Linked DNA regions of Homo sapiens: region 2 is linked to region 1. Evidence: read pairs that join two places in POLR2A ChIA-PET (ENCODE). Cell type or tissue: GM12878. All regions are shown on one strand.

The links. ChIA-PET counts read pairs that join two places held together with the same protein. Peaks named below come from ENCODE experiments on the same cell type or tissue, not always from the same donor. Only the 100,000 strongest peaks of a DNase experiment are listed, where the experiment ranks them.
Region 2: POLR2A ChIA-PET joins it to region 1 with 5 read pairs; 3 of 35 experiments call an interaction of 5 or more read pairs at or near these places.

The regions. Positions count from the first base shown.
Region 1 is chr13:41,228,612-41,236,611 of GRCh38, reverse strand. It overlaps MTRF1 (mitochondrial translation release factor 1), which reads left to right. Exons shown (of 10, transcript NM_004294.4): 7 at 2,605-2,722. It overlaps KBTBD6-DT (KBTBD6 divergent transcript), which reads right to left. Exons shown (of 4, transcript NR_120423.1): 4 at 1-1,496. Among named protein-coding and RNA genes, the nearest start is that of MTRF1, 31 kb to the left of the region's middle. In GM12878, no CTCF peak of the experiment used is centred here; a DNase peak (open chromatin) is centred at 4,561; H3K27ac peaks cover 654 bases.
Region 2 is chr13:41,294,582-41,302,581 of GRCh38, reverse strand. It overlaps LOC105370173 (a long non-coding RNA gene), which reads right to left and starts at 6,399. Exons shown (of 3, transcript XR_001749846.2): 1 at 6,359-6,399; 2 at 4,210-4,354. It also overlaps a transcript of MTRF1 not described here. In GM12878, no CTCF peak of the experiment used is centred here; no DNase peak of the experiment used is centred here; H3K4me3 peaks cover 304 bases.

The DNA of each region.
Region 1 (8,000 bases):
TTCACTGTGTTGCAGTCATTTGAGAGGAAACATACAAAAGAACAATCAGCTAAACAGTGTATTAGATTCCAGCCTTGACCCAGTTACTAGTTACTTTTCAAAGAGAAAAGTCACATCTGCTTTCTGTCATTCACACTAATAAATGATGAATGTGGAACAAAATGTTAGCTCTCCCCTAAAAAATAGCATATTTGTTGTAGGCCGGGCACAGTGGCTCATGCCTGTAATCCAGCACTTTGGGAGGCCAAGGTGGATGGATCACAAGATCAGGAGTTCGAGACCAGCCTGGCCAACACGGTGAAACTCCATCTCTACTAAAAATACAAAAAGTAGCTGGTAGTGATGGCACACACCTATAATCCCAGCTACCCGGGAGTCTGAGGCAGGAGAATCTCTTGAACCTGGGAGTCAGAGGTTGCAGTGAATTCTGAGGTCACGCCACTGCACTCCAGCCTGAGCAATAAAGCAAGACTCTTGTCTCCAAAAAAAAACCAAAAAAAACAAAAACAAAACAAAACAAAAATATTTGTTAACTGTGTGTGTGTGTGCGTGTGTCTGTGTGTGTGTGTCTGTCTGTCTGTGTCTGTGTATAAGTTTCCAAACTCTTGAACCTGGGAGTCAGAGGTTGCAGTGAATTCTGAGATCACGCCACTGCATTCCAGCCTGGGCAACAAAGCAAGACTCTGTCTCAAAAAAAAAAACAAAAAACAAACAAAATAAAAACATATTCGTTAACTATTTGTGTGTGTGTGTTTCTGTGTGTGTGTGTGTCTGTGTCTGTGTATAAGTTTCCAAAGGCTGCTGTAACAAATTACCACAAACTTAGTGGCTTCAAATAGCAGTAACTTATTATTTCACAGTTCTAGCAGCCAGAAGTCCAAAATCAAGGTGTCAGCAGAGTTGTGCCTCTCTGAAGGCTCTGGGGAGAATCCTCCCTTGCATCTTCCAGCTTCTGGTTGCTCCAGGTGTTCCTCGGCTTGAAACGATAACACTCTTCAAATTCACATGGTCTTCTCCTTTACTGTCTTTAGTTGTTTGTTATAAGGACACTTGTCATTGGATTTAGGGCCTATCCTGATAATCCAGGATAATTTCATCTTAATTACATCTGCAAAGAACCTTTTTCCGAATAAGGTTCCATGAATTAGAATATGAACATATCTTTTTGGGAGCCACCTTTCAATCACTAATAAACACACACATGCACGAATGAAGTTGATTTTCATTATTCCCAGTAGTTATGTTCTGTAAAGTTGCAGCAAACACTAATTTAGTAGATTCTGAACCACTTGGCAGTAATGGTTCAGTATTTGTTAAATCAGTGTTAGGAACAATGGTTCAATATTAGCTAAATCCAGCTGAGCGTGGTGGCACACACCTGTGGTCCCAGCTACTCAGGAGGTTGAGGCAGGAAGATTGCTTAAGTCCAGGAGTTCAAGGTGGCAGTGAGCTATGATTGCACCATTGCACTCCAGCCTGGGGAACAGAGTGAGACCCTGTCTCAAAAAAAAAAAAAAAATTAGCTAAATTCATACACACACACAAACACACACTGAGCTCACATAGATTATAATCTTAAATTCTAAAAATAACCCATCCTGGTAGATTCTCTATACTTTACAAAAGAGAAAACGAGGCTCAGGAGTGTCAGGTGACTTGCCTGATGCTGCTCCACTAAAAGGTGCTAGAGTTCAGATTCAAACCCAGTCCAAATTGGCCCCAGAACCAGAGCACTGCTCTGCTCTGCCCCCTACACCTCCATTCTCTGGTCATCTCTGTAGGAGAGCTGCCACAAGAAGGCAGAGTGTTACCTTGTCCTACTTCAGCTGGCAATGGGCAAATGTGGAGCAACTCATATTTTTCACTGCCCTATGCATGTCTGCAAATGACTGTGGAAGTGCCTCGGGTGTTGATTTGTGGATACAAATAAATTTTAGTGAGTAGGCAAATTTGCAAATAGACATTCTGACAATAATGAGAATCAACAATATATAGTATATATGTGTGTATTTTATATATTTTTGGGGTTTTCTTACATGTAACTTTGGGATGATGAATGATGAAACTTTTGAAAGATTGAAAACTCAGTGATCTCATAACATCCTAAATCAGTGCTTAAAAATGGAATCCCAGGGCCAGGTGTGGTGGCTCATGTCTGTAATCTCAGCATTCAGGAAGTCCAAGGTGGGAGGATCGCTTGAGGCCAGGAGTTCAAGACCAGCCTGGGCAAAATAGCAAGACCCCATCTGTACAAGAAATTTTTAAAATTAACATGGCACGGTAGTGCGCACCAGTAGTCCTAGCTACTCAGCAGGCTGAGGCAGGAGGATCACTTAAGCCCAGGAGTTTGAGGTTACAGTGAGCTATGATTGTGCCACTATACTCCAGCCTAGGCAACAGAGGGAGACCCTGTCTCAAACAAACAAAAAATAGCATCCCATTGGAATGGGGAGTTTATTGCTCTTTCTTTGGTATAAGTTACTTCTCTTAGTCTAAAGGCTATAATTTATCTTAAAACAATACAGTTTATTTGAAAAATCTTGGAATCGATTTTATATTAAAGTATTCACGGAGTGTAGAATTATGCCATGCCTTCTGTTCTAGGTGGATGTGAAATTGGACCCCAAGGATTTGCGAATAGATACATTTCGAGCCAAAGGAGCAGGAGGGCAGCATGTTAATAAAACTGATAGTGCCGTCAGACTTGTCCACATCCCCACAGGTAAGCAAGCCCCTTGGCTTTGTACTTTTAACCCTTTTTCCATCTTACTCAGCATTTGGAAGGAAATAGTCCTATATGAGTGTCTGGTTCCTTGCACAGCTCTTTAAAAATGTCACTGGGGTTGTGGATCAGGATGGCTATTGTGTTCATATTTCCCTTCTGTTTGGAAAGATTCCTTTCTGAAAAGATGCAGACGGTGAGCAGACCTATTCAGGGAAGCTTCCCAGGTATGCTGGATGGGAGTGAGCAAACAGAGGTGCCCCAGCCTAAATACAGATGAAACACAGAAGCAGCCTTGCACAGGCCACCACCGTGGATATTCTGTCACCTTGTAGCATGACAGCTAACTCCATTAGGCTTTGCTGCACTAATGCTTTTATTTTGAATATTGGTAATTTTGGTATACTCTGAGGTAGTTTTGCTGTCCGTAATGTGATTTTAAATATTCCTACCGTTTTTCAAATTAAAATTTTATTTAACTCCTTAATTTTTTTAAATTAATTTTTACATTTCATGTATATGGTTTTAAAAGTCTAATGGCAAAGTCCTATAACAAAAAAACCAACAGCTCTCTGGACTTGTTCCCACCCTCTTCCTACTTCCTCTACTCTCAGTTCCCATTTCCTAAAGACAACCACTTTAAATTCTTTTTACTCACTTCTCTAGCTGCAAAAAACAAACAAATGAACCTCTTTTAGCTATTTCTTCTGGTAATTACCTCAGTATTTCTAAATAATAGGCAAATATTGCTCTTCTGACCAACTATAAAGATTATATATTTACATCTTAATGTGGTAGATGAGAATTTTGCCCTTCTTATATACCTTTTCTTCTTCCAAATATTTATCTTTTGGCAAAATTAATTTTCACTGTGTTCATATAATGAACAGATAGTGTTAGACGCTGAGCCCATTAGTATACAGTCCTGTGATTTCATTTCCTAGAGTTAATAATTACCTCATTGATTTTTCATTTGCCTACTTTTCTTTGACTCTGAGTCTGCTTACATCTTCCAAAAGTTGTGTAAAATGAAGTCACTCCAGTGCTCTCTGGAGACTCCATGACAGAGCACTCCATCATCTTGCTTCAGTGTGGACCAGCTGCTCCCCAGGACATTGCACAGGGGTTGTCCTGGTCATCAGCAGTTGGGGAGTTCCTTTCATCTCTGTTCTGTGTTGGATCCTCCCGTTTCTTGGGTTCTATATCATCTTTTCTCTTTGCTACTCTGTCATTTTAACAAAGCTCATCTTTAAGTGGCTTCCTGAGAAAAGATTTGTGACATGTAAATATTTCAAGGCTTTGTAGATCTGAAAATAGCTTTATTCTAACTTCACACTTCATCGATCATTTCATGGAAATAATTTCCCCTTAGAACATTGAAAGTCTTTTTCATTCCTTGTATTTGTTGCTTTCAGTTTAGAGACTCATGCCTTTCAGCTCTGAAATACTTTCTTCAATACTTTCTTGCATAACATTTTATTTATTCTTCCTGGGATTTCTATTAGTTAGATATTAGACCTCTTGAATTTGTTTTTTCCTCATATTGTCTGTCACTTTGTTTTTTAGTTCTTTTTCCTACCCTTTTTTCTGATTGTAAAAAAATTATTTTTTTAACTTTTGAGAGCTCTTTCTTGTTCTCAGAATTGTTTTCTCATAGCATCCTTTTCTTATTTTGTTGATACTTATTTCTTTTTTTTATTACTGAAGGATATTAATTTTAGTTTCCCTGAAGTTCTCTTCTGCTTTCTGCAGTGTCTCTGTTTCTTCTGAGTTTATTTTTGTTTCATTCTTGCTTTACTTTTCTTTTTTTTCTTTTTGAGACAAGGCCTTGGCCTGTTGCCCAGGCTGGAGTACAGTGGTGTGATCACAGCTCACTGCAGCTGTGACTTTCCCAGGCTCAGGTGACCCTCCCACCTCAGCACCACTCCCCCGTCCCAGCTTCCTGGTAGCTGGAACTATAGGCGCTTGCCACCATGCCTGGCTAATTTTTGCTTTTTTTTTTTTTTTTTTTGGTAGACACCAGGTTTCTCCACATTGCCCAAGCTGGTCTCCAACTCCTCGGCTCAAGTGATCTGCCTGCCTCAGCATCCCAAAGTGTTGGGATAACAGACATGAGCCACTACACTCAGCCCATTCTTACTTTCATGTTGGAAATTTCTAGGAATTCTTGGCTGTCTGTACATATTTAAGAGCCAGATTCTGAAGCTCTGAGTGCACTTATCCACATACCCATTAGTGAGTTCCACTGTGGAGCAGTTAGAGGATTAATCAGCTTTTTTATTAGGGACCCCCAGATGTCTATATCTGTAGACCTTTTCTCTTGTGAGTTTGTTTTCTCCTGAGAAGGATCTTCCAGGATACAGCTGAGAGTAAAGTCAAGGTCTCACCTTTCAATAGCAGTTGTTTACTTAATCCTCTTGTCTTCCCGCCCATACTCCATACTTGCCCTCCCTTATAACTAGTCCCAGGTCTGGAATTTTCCTGATTTAATTATCCAGAAATATACCTCCTGCCTTCTGCAGATTGAGGAAGGAGACTTGAGGATCTATTTGTTATTATAGGCTTTCTGTATTTAGCCCTAGCTCCTCAAGCCTGACTTCTGAAATACCTGGTGTCTCTATTTCTGAGCCTTTCTGGCACTTAGCAGGGCAAAGTGGCCAGTTTCTGGTCAGCATCTCCCTCTACAGGGAATTAAGTCTCACCTTCCTTCCAGCTGCTAAGTCATTTACCATTCTTCCATCCACTTTCTGTCTTTAATAGATCATGTTTGGGGATTATATATATCACCTAGTTTTATTTCAGATGGAGTTTGTGTTTCTGTTCTTTGTTCTTGTTGTAGTGTGATTTAAAAAAAGCGGGGTGGGGGCCAGGTGCAGTGGCTCACGCCTGTAATCCCAGCACTTTGGGAGGCTGATGCAGGCAGATCACCTGAGGGTCAGGAGTTTGAGACTAGCCTGGCCAAAATGGTGAAACCCTGTCTCTACTAAAAATACAAAAAAATTAGCTGGGTGTAGTAGTGTATGCCTGTAGTCCCAGCTACTGGGGAGGCTGAGGCAGGAGAATCAGTTGAACCCAGGAAGCAGAGGTTGCAGTGAGCCGAGATCATGCCATTGCACTTCAGCCTGGGCAACAAGAGCAAAACTCAGTCTCAAAAAAAAAAAAAGGGAAACCATCTTGAAGTCAGACATGATTATGATTGCTTGTATTGTTTGTTGTATGAAAAGTTAAAACAACCTAAATATCCAAAATAGGATAATTTCATACTTTCTCTTGTTTCCTTTATTGATTTTTATTCCATAGGAAACTGTTAAAAAAAAAAAAAAAAAGGCCCGGTGCAGTGGCTCACGCCTGTAATCCCAGCACTTTGGGAGGCCAAGGCAGACAGATCACCTGAGGTCGGGAGTTCAAGACCAGCCTGACCAACATGGAGAAACCCCAGCTCTACTAAAAATACAAAATTAGCTGGGCCTGGTGGCGCATGCATGTAATCCCAGCTCCTCGGGAGGCTGAGGCAGGAGAATTGCTTGAACCTGGGAGGCAGAGGTTGCAGTGAACTGAGATCACGCCATTGCACTCCAGCCTGGGCAACAAGAGTGAAACTCCGTCTCAAAAAAAAAAAAGAAAAGAATATATGCATGAGCAAAAGAACATAAAACATCCGTAATAATAACCCAGTAACCATTGTTGGCATATATCTTTGGTATACATCCTTTCAAATTCTTTTCTGTACATATAAAAATATGCCATTTTTTCCCCAAAAATGAAGTTATACTTTTTTTTTTTTCTTAGATGGAGTCTAGCTCTGTCACTCAGGCTGGCATGCAGTGGCCAGTGAACCTTGGTTCACTGCAACCTCTGCCTCCAGTGTTCAAGCTATTCTCCTGCATCAGCCTCCCAGGTAGCTGGGACTATGGGTGTGCACCACCACACCTGGCTAATTTTTGTATTTTTAGTAGAGACGTAGTTTCACCATGTTGGCCAGGCTGGTCTCGAACTCCTGACCTAGAGTGATCTGCCCACCTCGGCCTCCCAAAGTGCTGGGATTACAGGCATGAGCCACCATGCCCGTCCTGAGGTTATACTTTTTGTAACTTGCCATAATTTATTTCAACAGTCCATAAATTGTTGAATACTTAATGTGTTTCACCTAAACCCTGTATTGTTGGATATCATTCTATATTATACACAGTCCAGAACAGTAATAATTAGCTTAAGATGAATTAAAAATTAAAATGGGTAAAAAATTGGGTAAAAGGTGATCAAAACTCTGACAAACCAGAATACTTTAAAACTTACAAGTTGTAAAACCACCCTATGTAGCCATAAATTGCTGACTTTACAAAAAGTGACTTACAGAGAGTAGAACTGTGGTTATTAGAGACTAGGAAGGGTAAGGGGGAGAGGAGGATAGAGAGAGGTTGGGTAAAGGATACAGAATTACAGCTGGATAGGAGGAATTAGTCCTGGTGTTCTGTAGCACTATAGCATGAATATGGTTAATATAGATTTATTTATTGCATATTTTCAGAAAGCTAGAAGAGAAGATTTTGAATGTTCACAACACAAATAAATGATAAATAAATTTTGAGGTGATGGATGTGCTAATTACCCTGATTTGATCATTCCACATTGTATCGAAATACCACTCTATATCCCATAAATATGTACAATTATTACATGTCAACTAACAATAAAGGGAAAAGAAAGTGACTTATCATTGTGCTGCCAGACTTACCTTGGGCCAATTATTTTTTAGCCACTTAGATCTGAGTCTTTGGTTTCAAAGAGGCCTGAAGGCCTACCCTCAAACCTTCCCTTTAGGCAAGCAAGGCATGTCAAGACCTAACCCTTATGAAGCCATGCAGTTATGACCAAGTGATTTCTTCAGCCTACTTCTTCCATATTTTGAGGATTGCCATGGTTTCAGCATCTGCTTCAAGGAAAACTCAGCCTTTCTTCCATTTCTCCCATTCTTTCTTCCATACTAAGACCTTAGACTAGGAACCGTCCCTGCTAGAATTCAAAGTGAGAACTATATAGCTCATTCTTCTATTTTCTCCATGTCATGGAAGAATCGTATTTTTTTTCTAACCACTGCTTCTAGATAATTTCATTTTCCACCATTGGAAGAGTTATTCATAGGGGTATGGTTAAATGTTTATACAGGGGAATATTACCTTTCTTGGGAAAATTTATCCCAAGATAAGGATGAAGACAAATGAATATTTTGTGCATTAAAGTGGGCTTTTTTTAGTTTATTACCAGTTGGTGAGTAAAA
Region 2 (8,000 bases), 66 kb before region 1:
CTCCAGCCTGGGTGACAAAGCAAGACCCCATCTCAAAAAAAAAAATTTAAAAAAAAATCCAGATCTAGTGTGTTTCTCCCTTTTCTTCCCTGTATTGGGGCACAGAAATGATTCCCCAAATATAGCCACGCTGAGTGCTTTTGAAAATCCTCAAAAATAAGCCTGAGAACAAAGGTCTCTCTCTCTCTGCCACTTCTCCCACCTTCCTGTCTCTCTGATCCTGTTTCCAGAAGCACCCTAAGAAAGATTCTTGGCCAGGCACGGTGGCTCGCACCTGTAATCCCAGCACTTTGGAAGGCCGAGGCGGGTGGCTCACCTGAGATCAGGAGTTCGAGACCAGCCTGGCTAATATGGTGAAACCCTGTCTCTACTAAAAATACCAAAATTAGCCAGACATGGTGGTGGTGGGTACCTGTAATCCCAGCTACTCGGGAGTCTGAGGCAGGAGAATCGCTTGAACCCAGGAGAGGGAGATTGCAATGAGCCAAGATCGTGCCACTGCACTCCAGCCTAGGCAACAGAGGGAGACTCCATCTCAAAAATAAATAAATAAATAAATAAGAAAGACTCCTTCTGGAATTTCTTATCTGAAGAAGAAAGTTTAAATACAATTGTCTTAAGACTCCCTCCCTAGGAATCTCATCAAATAGCCAGGAAAGATCAACCACCAGAGAAGAGAAGAGACTGGGAGTCATCCCCACACCCAGACAGACTTTTCATCTGTTCATCTGAGAGCAGCACTGAGAGATTTTATCTACATAAAATCTTTATCTACATAATAAGACAGACTTTGTTTCTGTGCAGCTCTGGTCCTTGCCTTTCTTTTTTTTTTTTGAGACGGAGTCTCACTCTGTTGCCCAGGCTGGAGTGCAGTGGTGAGATCTGGGCTCACTGCAACCTCCACCTCCTGGGTTCAAGTGATTCTCTTGCCTCAGCCTCCCAAGTAGCTGGGATTATAGATGCCCACCACCACATCCGGCTAATTCTTGCATTTTTAGTAGAGTCAGGGTTTTACCCTGTTGGCCAGGTGGATCTCAAACTCCTGACTTCAGGTGATCCGTCCACCTCAGCCTCCCGAAGTGCTGACATTACAGGTATGAGCCACCGCACCCAACCTGTCCTTTGCCTTTCTATATCATCTGCCTCCCACCTCCCAAGTCAATACATCTCTCCCCTCTGAAAACAGGTACATAAGCTTCTGTATAATAGTGCGTTGTTGGGTCACCATTCTGCGATTCCCCCAGGCTAGCCACGTGAAAATAAAATTGTGTATGCCTTTTCTCCTATTAATCTGCCTTTTGTCAGTTTTCAGAGAACCTTCAAAGGGTGAAGGGAAAAGTTTCCTATCCCCTGGTGAATGCAGAGTTAATTCCACTACCTGCGCTTAGGAGGGATACATCTTTGCCTTCTTAGGGAACTTTACTCCTCTCTCCTATCTCTCCTTTCTCTTCTCAATTACTGTAATCATTTCATCATAACTGTTATTGAACACTTACTCTGTACTAGACACTATATGCAATTTGCTATTTCTTATTTAATCTTTATGAAAACCCTATGAGAAAAATACTATTATCCATGAGAAAAAGAGAAATAGCTCAGAGCAATCTGATCTACGTGAGGTATGCAAAATATATCAGGCCCAGAGAGACATGAATATGGAGCTTCAGTCATGCCCCCTGCACCCAGGCAATTGTTTAAAGGCATTTTGTTCTTGACTAGCTGCCTCGCCCATTATCTTCATGTTCCTGAAATTTGTGATACAAAGAACAATGTGTAGCCAATCAATAACTTATGTCATTTTAATGTAAAATCTTGGTAAACAATTTAGGAATTGCCTCTTTTTTATTTTTTTGCTTTAAAAACCACTGGTAAGGCCAGGTGCAGTGGCTCATGCCTACAATCCCAACACTCAGGGAAGCTGAGGCAGGAGGATTGCTTGAGGCCAGGAGTTCAGGCCCAGCAAGACCCTGTCTCTAATTTTTTTTTTTTTTTTTTTGAGACGGAGTCTTGCTGTGTCGCCCAGGCTGGAGTGCAGTGGCCGGATCTCAGCTCACTGCAAGCTCCGCCTCCTGGGTTTAGGCCATTCTCCTGCCTCAGCCTCCCGAGTAGCTGGGACTACAGGCGCCCACCACCATGCCTGGCTAATTTTTTGTATTTTTAGTAGAGACGGGGTTTCACCATGTTGGCCAGGATGGTCTCGATTTCCTGACCTTGTGATCCGCCCGCCTCGGCCTCCCAAAGTGCTGGGATTACTAGCGTGAGCCACGGCTCCCAGCCTCTAATTATTTTTTAGAAATGTTTAAACCACTTGTAATTACAGCAAACAGAAGTGTGTATTCAGGGAAACTCAAATCTATGCTTTTGGGTGGCCATCTTCAATCTTTGAGCTCAAATAAACTCTATGCTTAATCATATTTTCTGCATCTCATTCTTAAGGTTGACATTTTGGTGACCCAAACGGGACCTAAAGCAGACCTCCAGTGATCACTGTCACTTCACTGACAACTAGAGAACTGGTGCCAGTAGTTTATCCAACCTTGCTGGAGTCAACAACGATCTCTGGAAAGGCTCCTCTCAAGTCTGAATCTTTCTGGCTTTCTTGAGGATTGAGACATTATTTGAGCTACACACATTCCTAAATTGAAAGGGCTGAAATTGAAACTCTACTGTTCGGTAGGAGTTTCATTTGTTATTCTTTAGTGATTTTTCTGACCACAGATTTGTAAGTTTCACTTTTTCTCTGATATTAAGGTCTTATTTGAATTATGCCTTAGAGCTTTTCAAACATTTCTCTCATTCAGAAGTTTGGTCAGGGAGATATCAGTTTATCACTGAAAAAAAAAAAAAGTCTTTAAAACTGGCCAGATTGTGAAGCTCAGTTCAATTGACAAATTTAAACTTTTCTTCTTGAGTGATCGAAATTCTTCCTGCTAGGTCTTTTTGGCCATTCAAAAGGAAAGTCTTAATTATGGGCAATCTTACTTCTATAACTGAGTCTTCCTCCTTAAGTAGAGATCCACCACTAGAAACACCAGCTGGATTCCTGTTTAGTATTCACAGCACCTCCTCATGCAAATATCTAGAAAAAAATTGATCTCATATTACTCAAGATGACCCCAAGTTACAATGGCCAAAATGAGGTAACTTTGAAATACCTAAGCTAGTTTATCTGCCTGATCCATTAGTAAAAGCCGGCTCTAAAAGAAAAGAAAATAACTGGGAGCTATTTTCAATGGTACTTAGCCTCTAAAAGAGGTTGTGATAAAGCCAATTCTCTGCAAGAGTAGGACAAAAGTACAAAACAATTTCTGAATTTAAAAAATACTACCAAAATTTCTCCCCCTTCTTCAGCTCCTCTTTCTCTCTCTCTCTCTTTTTTTTTTCTTTTTTAGATAGAGTCTCACTCTGTCACCCAGGCTGGAGTGCAGTGGCATGATCTCGGCTCACTACAACCTGCACACACACACACACACACACCCAGGTTGAAGTGATTCACCTGCCTCAGCCTCCTGAGTAGCTGGATTTACAGGCGTGCGTCACGCCCAGCTAATTTTTGTATTTTTTAGTAGAAACGGGGTTTTGCCATGTTGGCCAGGCTGGTCTCAAACTCCTGACCTCAAGTGATCCGCCTGCTTTGGCCTCCCAAAGTGCTGGGATTACAGGTGTGAGCCTCCTCACCTGGCCTCCTCCTTCTCTTTTGACAGAACTTCTTGTCCAGATTTACCTCCCTTTCCTCCTCTTCCTCCTTCTTCCGCTGTTCTGGCTCCATTTTGGAAATACCTTGTGTTCATTAGAGGAGAACCTGACTTGATATATCAACCATGGTTCAAAAGTAGAACTTAAAGACATAATTTAAAAATTCCCAGATCCTCTTCAGGACCCCATTGAATTTGCTAGAAAATGTGATTCAAATGTTTGAGCTTATAATCCCAGATTCTCTGGTTTATACCAAGTGATTCGCATATTAGTGTCAGAAAGTAAAGCCAAAGATTAGATAGCAAAGGCAAATTGGAGAAATTGTTTAAAGGACTTCCAATTCTGAAGCAGATCATGAATGGGCCTACAATACTGCCAAAGCTTTGCTAAATCCTATCCCCTTCGTTTTCGAAAAGTAGTTAATTGGAACAAAATATAACAATGCAAACAAAATCTTGATAAGCCTGTAATGTTACACTATGAGAGTGTAACTTCGTAATAGTGCTAACTTACCAAAATGATGCTCTCCTTAACTAAAACTTCGTAAATGGATAAGACGAAGAACTGGCATGTGTAACAAAGGGACAGTGCCCCAGTTGGACTGCCTTTCAAACTCATGAGCTAGTTAATTTTGCTGATCAAATATCCCATACCCTACCTAAGGAAGAAAAAGAAAAGAAAGCCAAACAGAGGGGAAAAGCAAAAAAGATCATGAGTTTGCAACTAAAGCAATTGTCTAACCTAATAAGTTCCAAAACCAATCTAATCCTCTGCTTTGCAATTACTGCAAAAATCCTGGACATTACAAAAAGGATTGTAGATTATATAATATTCACAGCTCCTTCTCTCAAAAAAAAAGGGAAAATGTATTTAGAATTAAAAGATAAGATTGAATTATTAGGTTCAAGAATGTTTTTGAAATCCGATTCTATTAATTTATAAATTGCAGTTTATATTGTCATAGAGGAAATCAAATTGTTAAATAGTGAACAGTTTTAAGAGGAATTAAAGACCTGGCATGGTGGCTCACACCTGTAATCCCAGCACTTTGGGAAGTTGAGGCGGGCACATCACTGGAGGTAAGGGGTTTAAGACAGCCTGGCCAACATGGTGAAACCCCATCTCTACTAAAAATAAAAAAAATTAGCTGGGTGTAGTGGCATACACCTGTAATCCCAGCCACTCGGGACGCTGAGGCAGGAGAACCACTTGAACCCGGAAGGCAGAGGTTGTGGTGAGCCAAGATAGTGCCACTGCACTCCAGCCTAGGTAAAAAAGCAAGACCCGGTCTCAGAAAAAAAAAAAAAAGCAATTAAAAGTAGTACCTGATCTCTTTGGCTTTTGGAGTACCAGGGATTACTTTGTATTGTGGGAGAGAACCTGACTTTTGTATGTGTAATGGCAAGTTACTGGCAAAATCTACAGTTACTGGCAAAAGCTGCAGTTTTGGAAGTGGCAGCCAGTGGTTGCAGTGAGTGGTTGTTACTTCAGGGGGCTTAGATAAAAAGGAAGTTTTGAAACCTTGGAGATTGTAAGAACACTCAACACCAAAAGATAGAACTATGGTGGGCTAATCAGAGTGGGCTGATTGGCATTGGGTCGCCCACTAGCCTTGGGGAATGTCTTTGTAGGGAGATGTACTGTGGAAGTGTTGACTTTGGAAAACAAAATACAAAAAGAATCAGCAGTATTTCAAACAAGAATTTATGTAATCATTTTAGTGCTCCATCAGTTCAGTCCCTTGTAATTCTTTTTCTGCTTGATGTTGACTTAACGATCCTCATGAATGAGTCAGTCTTTTATTAGAATTCTGGGAGTTTTTATTTAGTCCATTTATCTTAAAGTTATCAGAAATCAGTGTTTAAGAGTACTTGTTAGTCTTTTCCATGAAAAGCAATTTTGGACTAAAGCTGATTGCAAATGTGTTTAGAGAAGAATTCAAAACAACAGCTGTGGATGATAAAAACTTAGAATAGCCATGATTAAAATCTGATGAAAGTTCCAATTGACCAGGAAATTTAGTTATTGCTATTACGTGCAGCATTTAAAATATCTAGTAGATGCAACCAGAATTATGACTGATAATGTCACATCAGGACCATCAGAATTTTATAACTTTTATATAATTTTTAGAATATTTAAATTAATAACATATTCATACAAATATAACTTTAACATAGCAATCAAAAATCATAATAAAATTATGACTGACAAAATATTATATTTTTATTAATTTGTATGATTTTGGAAACACATATCAATAACATACCCATAAATGTAACTGAGAGAAGATCTAATATTATTGTTATTTGACAATGCCTACCGTACAATTTACCAAATAATTTAATATCTCTACAAAATGAGAGATACATTCTTTGATGTTTCCAGGGGCCCAACTAGAATATCCCAAAGTTAATTTTAAGCCAACAAAAAGTAATTTAGAATTTTGATCTTAGTGAAATCTGCCAAAGATGTCAAAAGGTTTGAAACATTTGATCAAAAGAGAATCATGGGCTGGGTACAGTGGCTCAGGACAGCAATCCCAGTGCTTTGGGAGGCTGAGGTGGGAGGATTGCTTGAGGCCGGGAGTTTAAGACCAGCCTGGGCTACATTAGCAAGATCTCATCTTCATGAAAAGTTTTTACAGCATGGTGGCTCATACCTTTAGTCCCAGCACATTGAGAGGTCAAGGCAGAATGATTGCTTGAGGCCAGAAGTTCAAGGCCAGATTGGGCAACATAGGGAGACCTGGTATCTACAAATAAAAATGAAAAATTAACTGGGCATGGTGACACACTACTGTAGTCCTAGCTACTCAGGAGACCAAGGATTGCTTGAGCCCCAGAGTTCAAAATTACAGCAAGTTGTGATTGTACCACTTGACTCCAGTTTGGGCAACAGAGCAAGACCTTATCTCTAAAACAAAAAATGAAAAAAAAATTTAATTAGCTGGATGTTCTGGCATGCATCAGTAGTCCCAGCTATTCAGGAGGCTGAGGTGGGAGGATCACTTGAGCCTAGTTTTATAGTGAACTACGATCACACAACTGTACTCCAGCCTGGGCAGCAAAGCAAGATCCTATCTCAAAACAAAAACAAAAATGAAAACAAAAATCCGAAAAACAAAACAGAATCACAGGTCACTGTTAAATAATAGTTATTCATTTAACCAGAGTGATAATCATAAAACTTCAAAAGCTATATAGAAGTTACATGGTTGTGGAAACCTTAACCCATTTAAAACTCAGTTTTCCTAAGTAACCAAAATCCTAATAAAGACAACACAAGGATTATCTCGATAAAATGTAAAATCTTTTTTTTTTCAGACCTGTTACCAAAAAGGAAAAGAAAAACCTTCTGTAGTGTAATTGCTTTTCCTCATGAGAAGCCCATTTAGTTAACCTGGAAGTCAAACCTGATGAAAAAGGTACTTGAATTTAAGCAGACAGAGGAAGAGTTTGTCCAGGATTATGATGTACAATTTATTATGGAGAAATGTAAACAAGAAAACTAGTACCTTGTGTAGGGACACAAAGTAGGGACTCTTAGTAACAACATGGATGTTTCCTGGTTATACTGAACAATGCAGACCTATAAAGAAAACCCAAGAGTACAGAATCAAGTTATACTGAAGGAAAACATTGCTTTTCTACACCTTCAAGATAAAACATTTCAGTGTCAGGCCACAACATCAGTGTTAGAACCAGAACAAAAGTTACAGGAATTGATAAAAACATTGAAGGACAGAGTTACCATCCCAGCCAAGCAAAAAGATGTACCTTTCCCAGGGATTAAAAAACAGAAGGCAATCACATGTGACCTGCAAATCACATGCAGCAAGGTACAGTAAAAGTTGAACTTCCGAGATATAAGTCTGAGAAGTTTTAAAAGATACAGATTTCAGAATTAAAAATTCAGAACCTCTGAATTTTACTAAAAGCAAATTGATAGTTGATGAAAAACTTGCTTTATTCTAACATAGGGAACCAAAATTTTAGTTTTGTATTAGTATAATTTAATATCAAAGCTCAATCTTTAGAAAGACTTATAAGTAATTTCCTTTAATTATAGCCAACCTGATCACATGCAAATTTCCTTTCATAAATTTTCTTTTCACAAACCTTATCACAACGTACTCTGACAATATGTACCATAGACAATATGCTTGAAATTTCTGCTTTATCCTATACTTTTGCTCTCTTAAATTTTACCTTAGGACACAAATTTACCATATAAAGTTTTTTCTCATATAACATTATTATCTTTTCTTTTTAACCTTTCTTACCAAAAATACGTTTTCATAT